2 separate regions of the Homo sapiens genome follow, and region 2 is linked to region 1. A link is a loop called in an ENCODE intact Hi-C map of the cell type or tissue named here. Cell type or tissue: sigmoid colon. All regions are shown on one strand.

The links. A loop is a pair of places that touch in the nucleus more often than their neighbours do. Peaks named below come from ENCODE experiments on the same cell type or tissue, not always from the same donor. Only the 100,000 strongest peaks of a DNase experiment are listed, where the experiment ranks them.
Region 2: it touches region 1 in a loop (4-fold over the local background); 2 of 110 quality-filtered maps call a loop at or near these places.

What each region holds. Positions count from the first base shown.
Region 1 is chr16:87,846,329-87,854,328 of GRCh38, reverse strand. It overlaps SLC7A5 (solute carrier family 7 member 5), which reads left to right. Exons shown (of 10, transcript NM_003486.7): 2 at 2,480-2,605. It overlaps MIR11401 (microRNA 11401), which reads right to left and starts at 433; the gene lies at 365-433. RefSeq lists enhancers at 1-422, 596-835, 423-1,330, 1,331-2,236, 3,143-4,048 and 2 more. In sigmoid colon, a CTCF peak has its summit at 4,193 (motif pointing left); DNase peaks (open chromatin) are centred at 528 and 4,151; H3K4me3 peaks cover 837 bases; H3K27ac peaks cover 661 bases.
Region 2 is chr16:88,769,953-88,777,952 of GRCh38, reverse strand. All of the region lies in intron 1 of PIEZO1 (piezo type mechanosensitive ion channel component 1 (Er blood group)), which reads left to right. Among named protein-coding and RNA genes, the nearest start is that of PIEZO1, 11 kb to the left of the region's middle. RefSeq lists enhancers at 1,019-1,769, 6,815-7,398, 7,399-7,982. In sigmoid colon, no CTCF peak of the experiment used is centred here; DNase peaks (open chromatin) are centred at 1,062, 3,812, 4,912, 6,882 and 3 weaker places; H3K4me3 peaks cover 2,022 bases; H3K27ac peaks cover 1,971 bases.

The DNA.
Region 1 (8,000 bases):
CAGTGAACATGAAAATTTATGTTCTTGTTATAAAAGGAATAAATATAAGGTCCCCTTTGTTCTATGGCCATTTTGCTCCCCACCTGACTTCAAGACCCGGCCCCCGCCTGTCTGTCCTGTGGTTATTTCCAACGTCAGGAGATGATCTGGTGAACCCTCCCGGTGGCACCCGTCAGCCCCTCCAGACTGTTTTTGGTTGGGGAGCGGCTGGGTTGGAACTGGGCAGGCAGGGTCAGGCTGGCGGTGGGGGGGGGGGCGGGGGGGTCCTGGCCTCTGTCCCACCCACAGTGACAGCCCTGATGGCGTCATTACCCAGCACCACGTCAGTGTGGCAGGACAGCCCGTGGTTGGGCAATTCTGGGCAACTCGCTGCCCTTCCTGGACCCCCCAACCCCCTAGCAGACGTGACAGCCGCAGACGTGACAGCCGCGAGGGCAGTGCTCAGTGTCTCCGCAGCGCCTGTCTGGTGTCTGGAGTTCAGTGGTGGCAGCGTGCCTCTCTCCCTTTTGGGGAGAGGCAGCCTCGAGTGCGGCTTGGCCACACCCACTCCCCGCCTCCCTCCGGGCATGAATGAGCGAGTGATGCAATCAGCCGGCCTCTTGCGAATCCAGAAAGCTCTCCAGAAGCCGGCTAGGTCCCCGAGGCTCAGTTTCTTTTATGGTCGTGCTCCCCCCAACCATAAGGAAATGGGACTGGCAAGCCAGGACCTGCCCCTTGCCCTGTGCAGCGGACAAGGAGCTGCCTAGACCCACTGACCTGACCCTGCTGAGCCCTGAGGGTTGGACTGGAGAGCTCTGGACTGGTAACATCTCCATGTCCCTGGGAGCCCTGGGAAGAGGTGAAGAATCACCTCTTCAGTTTGGGTGAGGAGTGGAAGTTCCGGAATTTCAAGTATTTTATTTTAGGAATAGCAGCGAAAACACTGACTTTCAGACATTTTTCAACCAGACTTTCCTGGTGTGTAGTAGCCGTCTCCGCTCTGGCATCCACAGAATTGTAGCGGGGTGGTTAATTTCTGAGAGATAGGCAGGCGGCAGCCCGTCCCGCACCTCAGGACGTTTCCGGTGTCATTAGTTAATTAGCATGGATGTCTTTCCTCGGGGTCTGTTGCTTACATTGTAAGATTCCACAGGATTTGTTCAGCTGGGGAAAAGCCACTGGAGTCCTCAAGGCCTTGGCTGGCCAGACCTTTCTGAGCGTTACTCCCAAGGGGAAAGAGAGAAGAGGAGCCCACGGCCTTTCTGATGCTCTCACCTTCCTGCAGTCTTAGTGGTGCGGTGCCGGGAGGGCTGTGAGATCTGAGCTGTGTGGGTGGCCCGTGCTGGGCCTTTGCCCACTTCTGGGGTGTAGACGTTCCCACTGGCAGATTTCAAGCTGCTGACAGCGACAGATAACCTCGTGAGCAGAGGAGTGAAGGGTAGTGCAGCAGGCAGTGAGGGGTGTCGTGGAGTCAGTGCCTCGGGATTAATATGATTTTACTTCATTTTAAGTTGTGGGGGTGGCTGTTTCCCCACCAGCTCACAGATCCCTGAATAGTGGCTCAGCGTGCGCACATATTGCAACAGAACCCCCCAAAACACACACACACACGCACACACACACAGTGGCTCAGCGTGCCTATATATTGCAACAGAACCCCCAACACACACACACACACACACACACACACACACACACACACACACACACAGAGGCTCAGAGCTGGGTGCCTTACAGGGCCCAGGAGGACGTGCTGGTGTCTGGAGACCTGTCTGAGCGTGCCTGACCCCACATCTCAGCGCCTCCTGGGGCAGGCGTTCTGGCCATCTGTGTGGGGTCACTCAGGCTTCTGAAGCACACGGTGCTATTTTGGGTTTCATCGTATGCCCCCAAAGCAGCAGGGCAGCAGGGTCTGCTCTGCTCACCACAGGCCCCTGTGGCCCCTCCCAGGCTGCCGTCCCCAGGTGACTGGCCAGGTAGTTCCGGGAAAGCGGGACACCCCACTTCTGTTGGAATCCACAGAAGATCCTCTTTGAGGAAAGGGCCCCGCCCTCATGGAGTCCGGCAGTCGGGCTGTGCGTGGGTCTCACAGTCAGGTCAGGGTGCTGAGTAGGTACAAAAAGGTGTAATGGGCGCCTTCCAAGTGGCAGGGTCACCTTGCTCACCTGGGTCTCTGGAGGCAGTGACCCCACTTGAAGTCCTGACTACAGGTGGGACTCCATGGCCTGGTGTGGTGGGGGGTGAGGAAAGGTCCCTTGCAGATCTTAAGGGGCACCTGGGATCCAGCCCTTAGACCTGAAAGGACTGCGAAGTTTATCAAAACAGGTCTCAGAAAGTCAGAACGTGCCCTAAGGGCTGGCAGGGGACTGGAGCTGTTTAAGGAGCTTGTTTTTCTGGTGGACCTGGCCCTGGGGTGGGGGTGGGGTCGTCACCTCCCAGCCTACCCCTGAGCTGGCGTCTGTCTGCCCGTGGAACTCACCGCTGCCCTCTGTCTCCACAGTGCTGCTCACGGCCGTGAACTGCTACAGCGTGAAGGCCGCCACCCGGGTCCAGGATGCCTTTGCCGCCGCCAAGCTCCTGGCCCTGGCCCTGATCATCCTGCTGGGCTTCGTCCAGATCGGGAAGGGTGAGTACGTCCCCCAGGCCCCACCGGCGGCCCCTCGAGGCTTTGCCTGTGTGTCCTTCACAGGGCATGAGGTCCCGTCCCCGGGTGCCTCCCAGTCCGCAGCTCTGCAGTGCTGTACAACGTGGAGATTTCCCTCTGGGAAAATCACCCAGCAAGTGAAATCCGACCCAGAGGGGGACACAGGAGTGCTCCCGTGGGACAGCGTGGCCACCACTGGGAGGGGCTCTGGCAGTTTTTCTTGTTTTTTACGCTGCGATGTCTGTGAATCTTGAGAGCCCAGCTGATGCGTTGTAACCTCACCTGGGGGCGATGTGGAACATTCCAGGCCTGGCAGGGGCTATGCCTGCCATGCAGACCTCACCCGAGCCATCTCACCCTGGGTCTGTCAGAGTCCCACGTGCTGTCGCCCCTCACCCACCCCCGACGGGGCCATGCTCCTGGTCATGCTGTGATTCATTCATCATTCCATGGGCAGGTGTGGGATTGTCTCTGTGTTTCTGTCTGCTTTTTAAAGAAGATGAGGTAAGCATGGAAAACAAAACAAACGTGGTAACCCCATCACTCAGACGTGTCCACTGTTAGCATTCGGGAACAGGTGAGAGCAGTCTGGCGCACAGGTTTTAAGGCTGGCTGGCCCAGACTTTGGTCTTGTGCTGTGTGATCTTGGGGAAATCACTGATTCTGAGCCTTTTTCCCAGCTGCTTTTTCTCTTGGGGCTGGTAGAAGGAATAAAGAGAGTGAGTGTGAAACAGCCCCCGCCCCTTTGCACCTGTGTTCTCTGTTGACGTGGACTGACACAGTTGGTATTTTGCTGGGTGTCTCTGGACCCTTTAACACACACTCCATAGATCTGTGTTCTGTGTCTGCCTGCAGAGCCTCCACCCTTTCCACACTGCCATTCCGCGGTGAGGTCGGGCTGGGGTTTCATAAGCAGTTCCCATTTGTGTGGTCACAGACCCTGGGACACACTGTCCTTGGCACTGGATCCCACCCGTGGTTGGGTACAGTTGAAGTGGGGGGCCCTGTTGCTTGAGTCCAGCAGGGATGCCTCTGTCTGCAGTTCCTTCTGAGTTTGTCTCCATCCATGTTGGAGCCAGCCTAGGAGCAGAGCAGTTAGGAGCTGGCCTCCTTCTCTTCTCTCCCAGAGCCTCAGGTAGAGATGATCCCAGTCCTGGAGCTGTGGAGCTTTCGCTGAGTGCAGGCACCCGGCGGATGCACGCTCTGGTGACTCGCAGTCACCGATGGCTGCAGAGAGGCTGCCTGGTCCCACATGGCTGTAGGGGAGGCAGGTAGGACCCCAGGGCTGCAGAGGACAGGGCAAGGACCTTGCTCCTAGAGGCAGGAAGGTCCTCACCCAGCAAGCTGTGAGCTGCCCCGCCCCCATGCACGGCCAGGCCAAAACATGCAGACACAAGGACGCTGCCTCCTCCTGTGTGGGGCCCTGCCTCAGGGCTGGGAGGCTCTCCTGTGTGCACCGTGCCACTGGTGGGCTGTGAACTGAACAGTGCCCCGCAGCACCCAGCACCCAGCACGCAGCTTTAGCTGAGCCTCCGCCTTGCTCCTGGCGCCCCCTGCTGGCTGTACGTGGCACTTCGCCTTAGGACAAAGTCTGGCTGCAGCTGGGGAGGGGTCTCCACACCAAGCAGGTAACCTGGGCCTGCAGGGGGATGCAGTGCCGGGCTATACTGACCTCACCACAGCGAGGCGAGCTCCAGGGGCTGGGGCCAGACTGTCTTTATCAAATGTATCAATCTGTACAAAGTCTGCAGCAGGTGTTAGTTACCTGCCTCATCGTCGAGGGGAAGTCCCACTTGATTCCCAGGTGGCTCTGGAAGGTTGCCCAGGTCAATCCTTCAGGAGCTCGAGCCCATCCCCCATGCATGTGTCTGACCAGGGATTCTCAGAGTCGCCCGGGGTACCAGAGCCACCCAAGAGCTGGCAGGACAGGGCTGGCAGGAAGTCCCAATTCTGAACCTTCCTGGGACCTCAGGTTCCGGCACCTTACTCAAGGCAAGACGAGCTCATTCCATGGCTCCCGGGCACTCAGAAGTTGCCCAGGGAGGTGGTTGGGCCTGAGTGACATTTTACGGGCAGGAGACAAATCCATCCTGTGCCTCCCAGAAGTGGGCACGGAAGGGGTGCTTTGCTCGTGAAGGCCTTTGCTTGGCTGCGCTCATCAGATAGCCAGGAAAGATTTAGGAGGGGAACGTGATTTTTGTAAAAACAAATTTCGGTAGGGAGAGCAAAGAGCTTTTGTTCGACTTGAATACATAATAGGTTTATAATTCCGTTAGCTGTTGAAAGCGTCCTCCCACCGTGCTCCCCCCAGCAATTCCCTTCTGAGCTTTGGGATACAGTGCAGTGTCTGCAGAATTCCTGTCTCCTGTTTGGCTTCAACAGATTTATTTTGTTACCAGATGAATGCCTTGCTTTTAGAAGATACATTGTGTTGACCCCTTTCTCCCAAAGCAGTTGTCCAACTTTATACCCCCCAGTGGACGCAAAGCCCTTGGGCAGCTGCCCCCTCCCCTCGCTGGCACCTGGCAGCAGCGCCCCCAGATACTTCAAGGCAGAGACTCCGGCCTCAATTTTGCAACGACTGGCAAGTGGCCCTTTCCGGGTCTGGAGAATGCAGCGAAAATCTGGCAGAGCAGGCCTGGCCCACGCACCTGTTCCTGCCTGTCCCGCACCCTGGGTGCCCTGCTCCATTGGGGCTGAAAAGGCTCCTCCTTGCTGCCCTTGGCCCCCAGGTGGGCCCTGTGCTATGGAAAGGCACTGGCCCTAGGGTCCTGTAGGCCTTGGCTGACCTGTTTCCTCCTCGTCAGGGAAGTTTGTAATCACCCCTTCCCAGTTGGCCATCCGCAGAACCATCTTCTGTCCCGTGTGCCGCATCTATGCCGGGTCCCAATGAGAACATGGCCCCGCATCCAGAGCTCATGGGGGGACCTGAGAGCCATAGGCACGTGAATGGGAGAGTCGCAGTGGGGAATAAGCGGGGCCCTGGTGCAGACCAGAAAAGCCCTTCTGAGGGGTTGGGCCTTTCCTGAGATGCGGGCTGGGAGGGGCAGCTGGCTGAGTGACAGGGGCGACTCTGCAGGGGCCTGAGTGGTCGGGAGCCCTTGCCTCCTCCGCGTCTTGGGGGAGTCATGGCTGCCCCTAGGCTGGGGCATGGGGACACGCAGGCTTAGGTGTCACATGAGGTTCTACAGTTAGTCCCAGCCTTTTCGAAAGGGAGACAGTACTCATGAGGGTTCAGATCTGACCCACCGTCCCATGAGTCCACTCGCAGGCTGTTGCCTAAGGAGAGGGTGGCTGGGCCTTCGCCTGCAGGGCGGAGGGTGGGAGCGAGGGCACAGGCTCTGCCGTCCCAGCCCAGCAGCAGCAGCACGTCCCTCCTGGAGGACACAATGGGGCGCTTTGTGCTTTGCTTGGGCTGCAGCCGTCAGCGGCAGAACAAACTAATCTCTCCTTGAACAGTTACAGATTGGATAGTTGGGCAGATTTAAAAAAAAGGTTGCATAAAAACTTTCTTTTCCTTCTCCTCCCACATTGTACTGTTGGAGGTCAGTATTCCCCTGGAGCAAATTTGCCCTTTCACTCTGTCCACAAAAAGGAAAGAAAGCCGCAGCCTGCCAGGGCGGCGTGCCTCTTGCTGTCCTTCACCCCAGGAGGGGAAAATGCTTCCCCTGGGCAGGGCTCAGACCCCGGCTGAATGGCTTTGCTGAGCTGCTGGGCCCTGGGTCCCGGTGGCCGAGACCCCTGGATGTGACCTACACCTATGAGTAGGGCACTTCTGGACGGTCCCGTGTCCCAGGCGGTAAATACGTGTGTGCCACTGGGCTGTGGGGCAGGGGCCTGCATTTGTGTGTCACGTGACAGTTTTGAAATGATGGTTTTCCTTTGGTTCTTCAGCTAGTAGGGCCCCTTAGACTCAGAGAAGTGGGGTGCCCTGCCCCAGGTCCCACAGCCGTGAGCAGTGGGCAGGTCCCTCCCCACCCCCACTGTGACCCTGGGTGCAGTGTGCAGGGTCATGCGCTGCTGGGGGGAGGCCCACACCTCTGTTCCCAAGGTGCGTTCGGGTGGACAGCACTGGGCCCATCTGCTCTTGGGAGGTTCACGTGGGGTGTCATGTGTTACGGGAAAAGCTGACGGGACAGTTCCTGAGTAACACGTCCATCCTGAGAGGGTGGAGGTCTGGAGGACATTCCTTTTCAGACTGGTCTCTGAGCTTCACTGAGCTTCCTTGAAGGCAGCCCCCTGAGCCCCTCCCGATGTCCCTCCTGAGGAGCTTCCTGGAGGAAGAGGTGCCGCCTCCCTCATCTGGCCCTCATCTGGCTGGGGGTGTGCGGCCCTGTCTTGGTCTCCTCTTCCTGTGGGTGGGGGCGTCCAGCCCCCAGACGATGTTTCTGACAAAGGCCCCCTCAGTGGTCACAGCACATGCCCAGCTGCTGGGCTGTTCTGGTGAGAAAAACGTTTCACCCACACCTTGGCTGTCTGTGGCTCTGGGGTGTGGAGGGGTCGCCTCGTGGACTGAGAAGCCCCCCTGGGCTGTGGCTTAGAGCTGTTCCTTCTTCTGGGCCTGGCTTCACCTGAGTGTGTGCGTGGACCCATAGCTGGGCTTCTAGGCGCTCCCAGCAGAGCTCAGCCCAGCCTGCTCTCCGAACCCCAGATCAGGACTGTGGGCTTCTAGGGTGCCCTCCCGGAGAGAGGGCAAGGGCAGGTGCTAGATGTGCAGCTGCCTTGGGATTCTAGTTTTGCCGCCCCCCGGCCAGGGTGTCTGAGCCTCGGTGTCTTCCCCTGGGAAATGGGCTGTCCTCCCTTGCAGGGAGGAGGCCAGGCTCACCGCGTCCCCGGCACGGGAGCCACTGCCATGCAGGGTCCAACAGCCCCTTTTCCTCACCTCACGCCCTGACTGCCGCTTTCTCCGGGGGTGACAGCAAGAGCGGAGCAGGCCTGGGTGGGTGGGTCTCAGCTTCAGAGGGTCTGGTGCCAGGGCCCTGCTACCTGGATGCCGGCGGGAGAGTCGGTGAGAGGCCCCGCCAGGCCAGGGACCCTGATGCCCTGGGCGGGGTGCTCGGCCTCCTGGCTCCTAGACACCCCCTCGCTGTGTTTCCTTGTGGGAGAGTGAGCTGTCTGGGGCCTCCTCTTGTGTGGACAAGGATCCTGTCAGATCAGGCCCCACCCTGAGGACCCCACTTACCCTTAATCTGTAGAGGCCCCATGTCCACGTACAGCCACACCGGGGTTAGGGCTTCCACGTCTGAGTTTTGGGGGACAGGATGGAGCTTCGGGCCCCGCTCTCCTGGCAGGAAATAGGGCAAGCCCCAGGGCCTCAAAGTGAATCCCAGCTGGGTACAGGCTGTGTTAACCAAGGGAGGAGTCGGCCACAGCTCGG
Region 2 (8,000 bases), 920 kb before region 1:
GTTTGCGGAGGCCGCCTGCCCAGGAGGGGCGTCAAAGGAGGGGACAGATGTGGGTTTAGGGAGGCCACCTGCCCGGGAGGAGCCTCGAAGGAAGGCACAGGCGTGGGTTTGGGGCTGCCTGCCCTGGAGGGGCCTCAAGGACCCCAGGTCTGGTCTTGGTCTCACTCACCTCCTGGACCCCCCAAGGCCTGCAGTTTGCAATCTGTCGCCTGGGACCCCCACTGTCTGCCTTTACGCAGCTCAGCCACCACGCGGCCCTCGCTCCCTCATTTACTTGATTTCTGTTTATGGTTAAAGTACCGTTTAAAACGACACATCATTAAAGCAACATGAAAGGGAGTTTTGAAAAGGGAAGCCATCGTCCATCCCACTGCCCCTGCCTCAGCGGGGATTTACTTTTCCTTTCCTGTCTGCGGGCCAGTGACAATGAGGACCCCGCAATGTGTCTGCGGGCCAGTGACAATGAGGACCCCGCAATGTGTCTGCGGGCCAGTGACAGTGAGGACCCCGCAATGTGTCTGCGGGCCAGTGACAGTGAGGACCCTGCAATGTGTCTGCGGGCCAGTGACAATGAGGACCCTGCAATGGGCGGCCTGTAAGGCTCTGCCCTGGCCTCCGCTGCCTTCGCTTTCTCCCTCCTTGGTGGGTGCACGCCCTTGTGCTTTTCCTAAAAGAGCAGGTCCTCCGGGCATGGTGGCTCACGCCGGTAATCCCAGCACTTTGGGAGGCCGAGACGGGTGGATCCCAAGGCCAGGAGTTCAAGACCAGCCTGGCCAACATGGCAAAACCCTGTCCCTACTGAAAATACAAAAATTAGCTGGGTATGGTGACAGGCATCTGTAATCCTAGCTACTCGGGAGGCTGAGGCAGGAGAATCACTTGAATCCGGGAGACGGAGTTTGCAGTGAGCCGAGATCACACCATTGCACTCCAGCCTGGGCAACAAGAGCGAAACTCCATCTCAAAAAAGAAGAAGAAGAAAATCCTGACACTTCAGCCTGGTGCAGGCCCTTCCCTCCTTCTAGTCCCTGCCAAGAAGTGAGCCGGGCCCAGATCTCCTGCCGGGCGGGGAATGAGCACACACATTCCCCTCTTGGGACAGACAGCAGCAGCAGCCCTGTTGCACACATGAGGACGTACAGGCTCAGGGGCCGTGGGTGGCAGAGAGGCTATCAGCGCCGGACTGGCCCGCCCCGAGCCAGGGTCCAGCCCCACAGTCCTGTCCCCAAGCCCTGGCCCTTCTGCGGTCACTCCCGTCTGCTGAATCCCCTACTCTGCCCCTGGTGTGTGGCCCCCCAGTTCCCTCCTGTGTTCATTCCCTGCTAACCTCCCGTGGCTTCGCCTCCCCAGATGCCCTGAGCACACAGCCTCTCCCCTTCCTCCCCTCCTAGATGTGCACATAGGAGCCGCCCAAAGGCTGGGGCAGCTAGTGGGGCCCCTCCAAGGGAAGCTGGGCCCCGGGCAATGCCCTGAGCCACCAGGTCCTGGCCCTGCGTCTCATCCCTTCTTTTTTTTTTTTGAGACAGAGTCTCGCTCTGTCGCCCTGGCTGGAGTGCAGTGGCCCAGTCTGGGCTCACTGCAAGCTCTGCCTCCCAGGTTCACGCCATTCTCCTTCCTCAGCCTCCCGAGTAGCTGGGACTACAGGCGCCCACCACCACACTCCGCTAATTTTTTGTATTTTTAGTAGAGACGGGGTTTCACCGTGTTAACCAGGATGGTCTCAATCTCCTGACCTCATGATCCACCCGCCTCGGCCTCCCAGAATGCTGGGATGACAGGCGTGAGCCACCGCGCCCGGCCTCATTTGGTTCCTTCTGTGCACCACAGTGTGGGATCTCGGGTCCTGGGTGGCACGTGTTTAACCTGAAAGGAAACTGCCCCTGCGCTCCCCAGCTTGTAGCCCGTGGGCCTGGCTCTGAGGCCCCGACTGCCCCACGGCCTGTGCTGCGCATGCTGGAGCCAGGCTCCGGCTCTGGTTGGCGCCTCCCGTGGCTTTAATCTGCAGTGACCTGGGTGCTTAACGAGGGCCTTTGCCTCTGCGTGTGCACTGCCTTCTTCTGAGGAGTCTCCTCAAGTCTCCCAGCTGTTTAAACAATGGGGTCTTTTGTCTTTTGACCTGTTGGTGCCATCAGCCAGCCTCCTGCACATACTCTCCCTACCCTTGGCTGCCACTCCTGTCCTGCCCTTCGCCATGTCTTTTTTCTTTTCTTTTTTTTTTTTTTTTTTGACAGCGTCTTATTCTGCCACCCAGGCTGTAGTGGAGTGGCACGATCTTGGCTCACTGCACCCTCCGCCTCCCTGGTTCAACCGATTCTCCTGCCTTAGCCTCCCAAGTAGCTAGGACTACAGGTGCCCACCACCACACCCGGCTAATTTTTGTATTGTTAGTGGAGATGGAGTTTCACCATTTTGGCCAGGCTGGTCTCAAACTCCTGACCTTAGGTGATCCGCCTGCCTTGGCCTCCCAAAGTGCTGGGATTACAGGCGTGAGCCACTGCGCCGGGCCCCCGCCATGTGTTTTTAAGAGCAGGCATTTCATTCAGATGAAGCCCGGACACTCTTGGGGGTTCTGCTCAGGGGCTCTACCTGCCACTGAACGTCCTCTCCCTGTGTGGGTGGCCATGGCATTCAGCCTGTGTTGGGCCTTGTTCTGCCTGGCTACTGGCCGCTAGGTCTGCCCCGGCATCCTCTGTGTCCTGTGTGGGCGCCTCTGCCTCCTGCTCCAGCCTGTGCCAGGCAATCCTGCTCACCTTCCAGGAGCCAGGCCTCTCCCCAGGGCCTGCGTCCTGTCAGGGTCAGGGACGGCCCCTCTGCCATGCTCCGGAGTCCCTGGTCCCCTCACTCCGTTACGTCCTGGGTGTCACGGGTACGGCCGGGAACTCTGTCGTCTTCACTGTCTGGGCCGGGGCCTCCCTGGGTGTCTGCTGGATGGAGTGGGTGCCTTTGGGTCCCTGCAAAGTGAGCCTGCCTCCCAGCACCGCCCTGTCGTTACATAGCCACTATCTTTGCGCCTGTTTTTCCTTCCTTTGACTGGTTCCTCTGGGGTTAATTCCCAGGCCTGGTATTACCATCTCTGAATGCCTGGGTGGTTTCAGCGCCCAGGAGGCTGTGCTGAGGTATCTTAGACCATGTGGGCACCGTTCGCTCCTGCGCAGCCGGCTCCGGGGTGCCCTGTTTTTGCGGAATCCTGCAGGGAACCCCATGTACCCTAAGAGTGCTCTCCCCAGCCACTGTGGCATAAGACAAGCGGTCTCTTTGCCCTTGGGCCCCATCCTTGTCTGGTCGGCCCTTCTTCATGGGTCCAGCGCGGGATTGCCGGCTTCCTTTTCAGGCTTCCTGGGACCCCCACTCAGACCTGCAGCTGGGCCAGCGATGCCCACCCGTTTCTCCTCCACGTGGTATACAGAGGTGCCCAGGCTGCTGCTGGGGACTCTGGAGCCCAGGAGTGAGTCTCCTTGACCCTGAGCTGTCCTGGCTATCACAGCTGGGTCCTGTTTTCCCCTTCAGCACCCACGGGTGTCTTTCTCCAGTTTATATTGTTATTTTTATTTATTTACTTATCGAGACAGAGTCTCGCTCTGTCGCCCAAGCTGGTGTGCAGTGGCACAATCTCGACTCATCGCAAACTCCGCCTCCCGGGTTCAAGCGATTCTCATGCCTCAGCCTCCTGAGTAGCTGGGATTACAGGCATGTATCACCAGGCTGGACCTCTAGTTTATATTATTACAGCCTGGTCAGGGAGTCACTGGGCGTCGCCATCCTGTGGGTGGGAAGGGGGCCCAGGCAGAGGCCAGGAGGAGGTGACAGTCATGCGCTTAGAAGCTCAGGCCACGCCCACCCAGCCCTGCCTGGTGACCGGTTCCTGCTGTGTTGGGAGCTGCATCCCAGACCTTATCGCCGGGCACAGAACTTCCAAGCCAGGGGAGAGGGAGGCCTGGAGGGGCCCCAATCTCTGAAGGTCAGCAGTGGCGGGGAGGAGGCTTGCGGTGCTGAAGGGACTCGGGGGACCTGCAGGGAGGTGTTGGTGGTCAGGGATGGTGGCACCTGAGGGGACTTTTGGCAGGGCCAGAAGTGCCCAGAGCAAGCTCCGGTGGGGCCCTGCACTGGAGGGCTGGGGTCGAGTGACCCTCTTCCTAAGACCACCCAGGAGGACACTGGGTGCAGGGTGGCCGGAGCCCTCACCCCCAGTAGGCAGCTGCTGTCCACTCCGCCGACCTGCCTGTCACCCAGTAGGCAGCTGCTGTCCACTCCCCCGACCTGCCTGTCACCCAGTAGGCAGCTGCTGTCCACTCCCCCGACCTGCCTGTCACCCAATAGGCAGCTGCTGTCCAGTCCCCCGACCTGCCTGTCAGCCTTTTCCCTGTCAGGCCCTGTTCCTAGGAGCCTGGAGACCTCAGGGGTGGCCTTGAGCCCCCAGGGTTTTTTTGAGGGGAAGCGCCAGCTGCTGTCTTCACCCTTCCCCTAGTGAGGCCAGGCTGTGCAGGGCCACGTGGAGGCAGTCTGTGCTGCGCCCATCGGTCGCCTGGCTTCCTGCCGACCCTCGGCCCCCAGCCACCTCTGGTCTCGGGCAAGGCCCCTCCCCCTGCCCACCTCCTCCCTGGCCCCCACGCCAGGTGGGCAGACCTCCTCTGCGGTTTTTATTCAGGGGGTCCCTCGTTGGCTGCCCACTCTTGGAGGGCTGTCCTGACTCAGGCCTCCCCTCTACTCAGATCCCCTGAGCGAGGGCCTGGGCGTGACGCCGGGAGTTACTGGGGGGCCAGAGGGGGAGGCTCAGCCTGAATCAATGAGACCCAGGAGGAAGGAGGCACGTGGACCTGAGGGCTGGCTGGAGCCGCTGGTGACAGATGGAGGAGTAATTGCTGCTTCCAGAGCACAGCGAGCTCGAGCTCCCTGGAGTGCCAGAAGCTTCTGGGTGGACAGACAGGCCGCCTCACATTCCAGAGGCTGACACAGTCTTCCAGGCACCCCTGGGGCCAGCTGGAAGCCATGTGCCTCCACTCACGTGTCCCGTGGGTGTTTGGAGGGGAGGCTGGCCCTGCCATGGCCCACCCCAGCCTGCGGCCTCAGGAGCTTGCACATTTGCAAGGGGGTGACATGAAGACTGAGCCAGGGCTGCGGCGGGCATCCCCCTCAGAGAACAGGGAGGAGGGGGCACAGGCCTTTTTTTTTTTTTTTTTGACAGAGTCTCACTCTTTGGCCAGGCTGGAATGCAGTGGCACGATCTCAGCTCACTGCCACCTTCGCCTCCCAGGTTCAAGCGATTCTCCTGCCTCAGCCTCCCCAGTAGCTGAGATTACAGGCACCCACCATCACGCCCGGCTCATTTTTGTATTTTTAGTAGAGACGGGGTTTTACCATGTTGTCCAGGATGGTCTTGATCTGTTGACCTCGTGATCTGCTTGCCTCGGCCTCCCAAAGTGCTGGGATTACAGGCGTGAGCCACTGTGCCCTGCCAGGCACGGGCCTTTTTATGAGGGAGGAAGCCGTGCCCTCTGCCACCTGCCTGTGGGCTGGGGCCTGCAGGCTCCCAGGGCCCTCAGCTCCAGCGTGGCTGTTGGTTATTGGCACCTGGGCCTCATGTCCACATGGAAAGTATATTCCGAGCTGGTGGCTAAGCCACAAGAGCCTGCTTACCTGTCCCAACCCCCGGCTCACTTGCTGCCATGATACGTCTGGGATTCTGGGCCCTCCTTCTGAGCTTGGACACAGACTTGGGACTTCAGCGCTGGACACAGGTGCTGGATCTGGGGTCTCAATGGCACCAGGGATGGTCATTCTGACAGCCATGCCCAGAGTCTCAGGAGGGCCTGGGGCCGCAGGTGGACAGGCATCCTGACCAGAGTCTCAGGAGGGCCTGGGGCCGCGGGTGGACAGGCATAGAGTCTCAGGTGGGCCTGGGGCCGCGGGTGGACGGGCATAGAGTCTCAGGAGGGCCTGGGGCCGCGGGTGGATGGGCATAGAGTCTCAGGAGGGCCTGGGGCCGCGGGTGGACGGGCATAGAGTCTCAGGTGGGCCTGGGGCCGCGGGTGGACGGGCATAGAGTCTCAGGAGGGCCTGGGGCCGCGGGTGGACGGGCATAGAGTCTCAGGAGGGCCTGGGGCCGCGGGTGGACGGGCATAGAGTCTCAGGAGGGCCTGGGGCCGCGGGTGGACGGGCATAGAGTCTCAGGAGGGCCTGGGGCCGCGGGTGGACGGGCATAGAGTCTCAGGAGGGCCTGGGGCCGCGGGTGGACGGGCATCTGGACGTCGGCTCCACTAGTGTCACCTCTGCAACCTTGTCCCACCCAGCACCTCCCTATGGCCCTGCTCTGACTGTGGGCTGAGGGGGACCCCCATGGCTAGCTTGGGACCTCCGCTGGACACTGTCATAGGGCACTTGTCGAGTGGCCCTGCTGAGGTTCAGGCTTGGGCGTGTGTGGCCCCTGAGCCCAGCAGCTGCGTGAGCCGTGGGGAGCCGAGCCCCCAGTCAAGAAAGCTGTGTGCTCCTTACCCTGCCTGCTGGGCTTGGGGCCTGCAGGGCAAGGGAGGCGGTGGGATGGGAGCCCCGCCTGGCCTGGTTTCTTGTTGTCGCCGCACTCCTAGCTGTATGTAGTCAGATGAGGCTCCCAGTCCTGGCTCTGCTGCTGAGCACCATTGGGCCGGTGGTTGGGTGAATCTCTCAGCCTCTCTGAGCCTCCAGCACTTCGTCCTTAAGAGTGGAACTGGTCTGGACCTCCCAAGGGGGGGTCACTGGGTGCAGAGTTCCTGCAAGGCTGGGCCCGGTGCCAGTAGCGGTCGCTCTGTGGGGCCTTTCGCACGGTTGATTTTTATCTCCCTGTGAGATTAGCGCCTGCCCTGCTCTGCCTCACGGCTCTGGCTCTCCGGGACTGAGACCACCTGCTAAGTGACAGGGGCGGAAGGACCTTGCAACACAGAGCAAGACGTGATAGGGTGGAGCTGCTCCGCCCAGGCCCCGCCTGCAGATGAGAGGGCCCAGAGCCTCTTAATCCCCTGCGCTCAGGGCATGTGACGGCAGGGAGTCTCTCCAGTGCCGCCCACCGGATTCCTATAGTTAGAGCTCCTCGCCCAAGCCCCCAGGGCACCTCACTGGCCTCCCAGGTGAGGACATGAGGCCCAGCGACTCTGGTGGTGGCTGGTGTCACCTATGGCAGGGCCGCGCGGGGCCCAGTGGAGGACGCCTGGCCCGGACCTGACTGCTCCGTGGGAACCGTGGGGCGTGCTCAGGGTGACTTGGTGCGGCTGGGCTGCCAGCCGGCCTGGCTGAGTCACTGGCAGTGAAGGCACCAGGTGGTGGACGTGCTCGGCAGCTGGCGGGAGAGTACCCCCACCCAGGACCGTGTTCAGGCTGAGGGGGAAGGGAGCGGCCCAGGCAGGCACCGCCCATGGCGGGGCCCCCGCACTAACGGCCACCTCTCCCGATGGACTGCAGTTCTGGAGCCGCCCCTGAGGAGAACGCCCTGCTCAGTGTCCTGGCAGACTCTGGACTCTTCACCGTGCCATCCTCGCTACAGCCTGGCCAGGCAGCCGCTCCCGTCCCCCCACCCCACAGACAGGAACTGCAGACTCCTAAAGGTCGAGCCAGCTCCCAAGTCCATAGCCAGAAAGTGATGCAGGCGGGGCCCGGCTGGGGGGCAGGTGTGACCGGGTCATGGGGGAGCGGGCTGTGCACAGGCATCAGGCTGAGAGGTCTCGGGGATACGTCCTGGGAGCCGCCTGCCAGGCGTCCTGTGGGGCTGCCTGCAGGCCTCCTCTGGCTTTGGCAGGTTCTGTCCCGACAGACCGAGGCTTGGGAAGACCGGATTGTGCACTCTCTGCCTGGAGAGAGGGTGGGGAGGGGCTGGGGCGTGTGGGCAGGGAGAACACCCTGGGAGGCATCAGTCCTCTTCCCTGGGGACGGGCCATGCGTCAACAGTCCCTCACTTCCTCTCTCAGGGGCAGAGGCGTGGGGGTCCCGAGCCTCCAGGTTGGAGTAGGTTAGGAGGGCCTCAGAGCCCCCTGCTG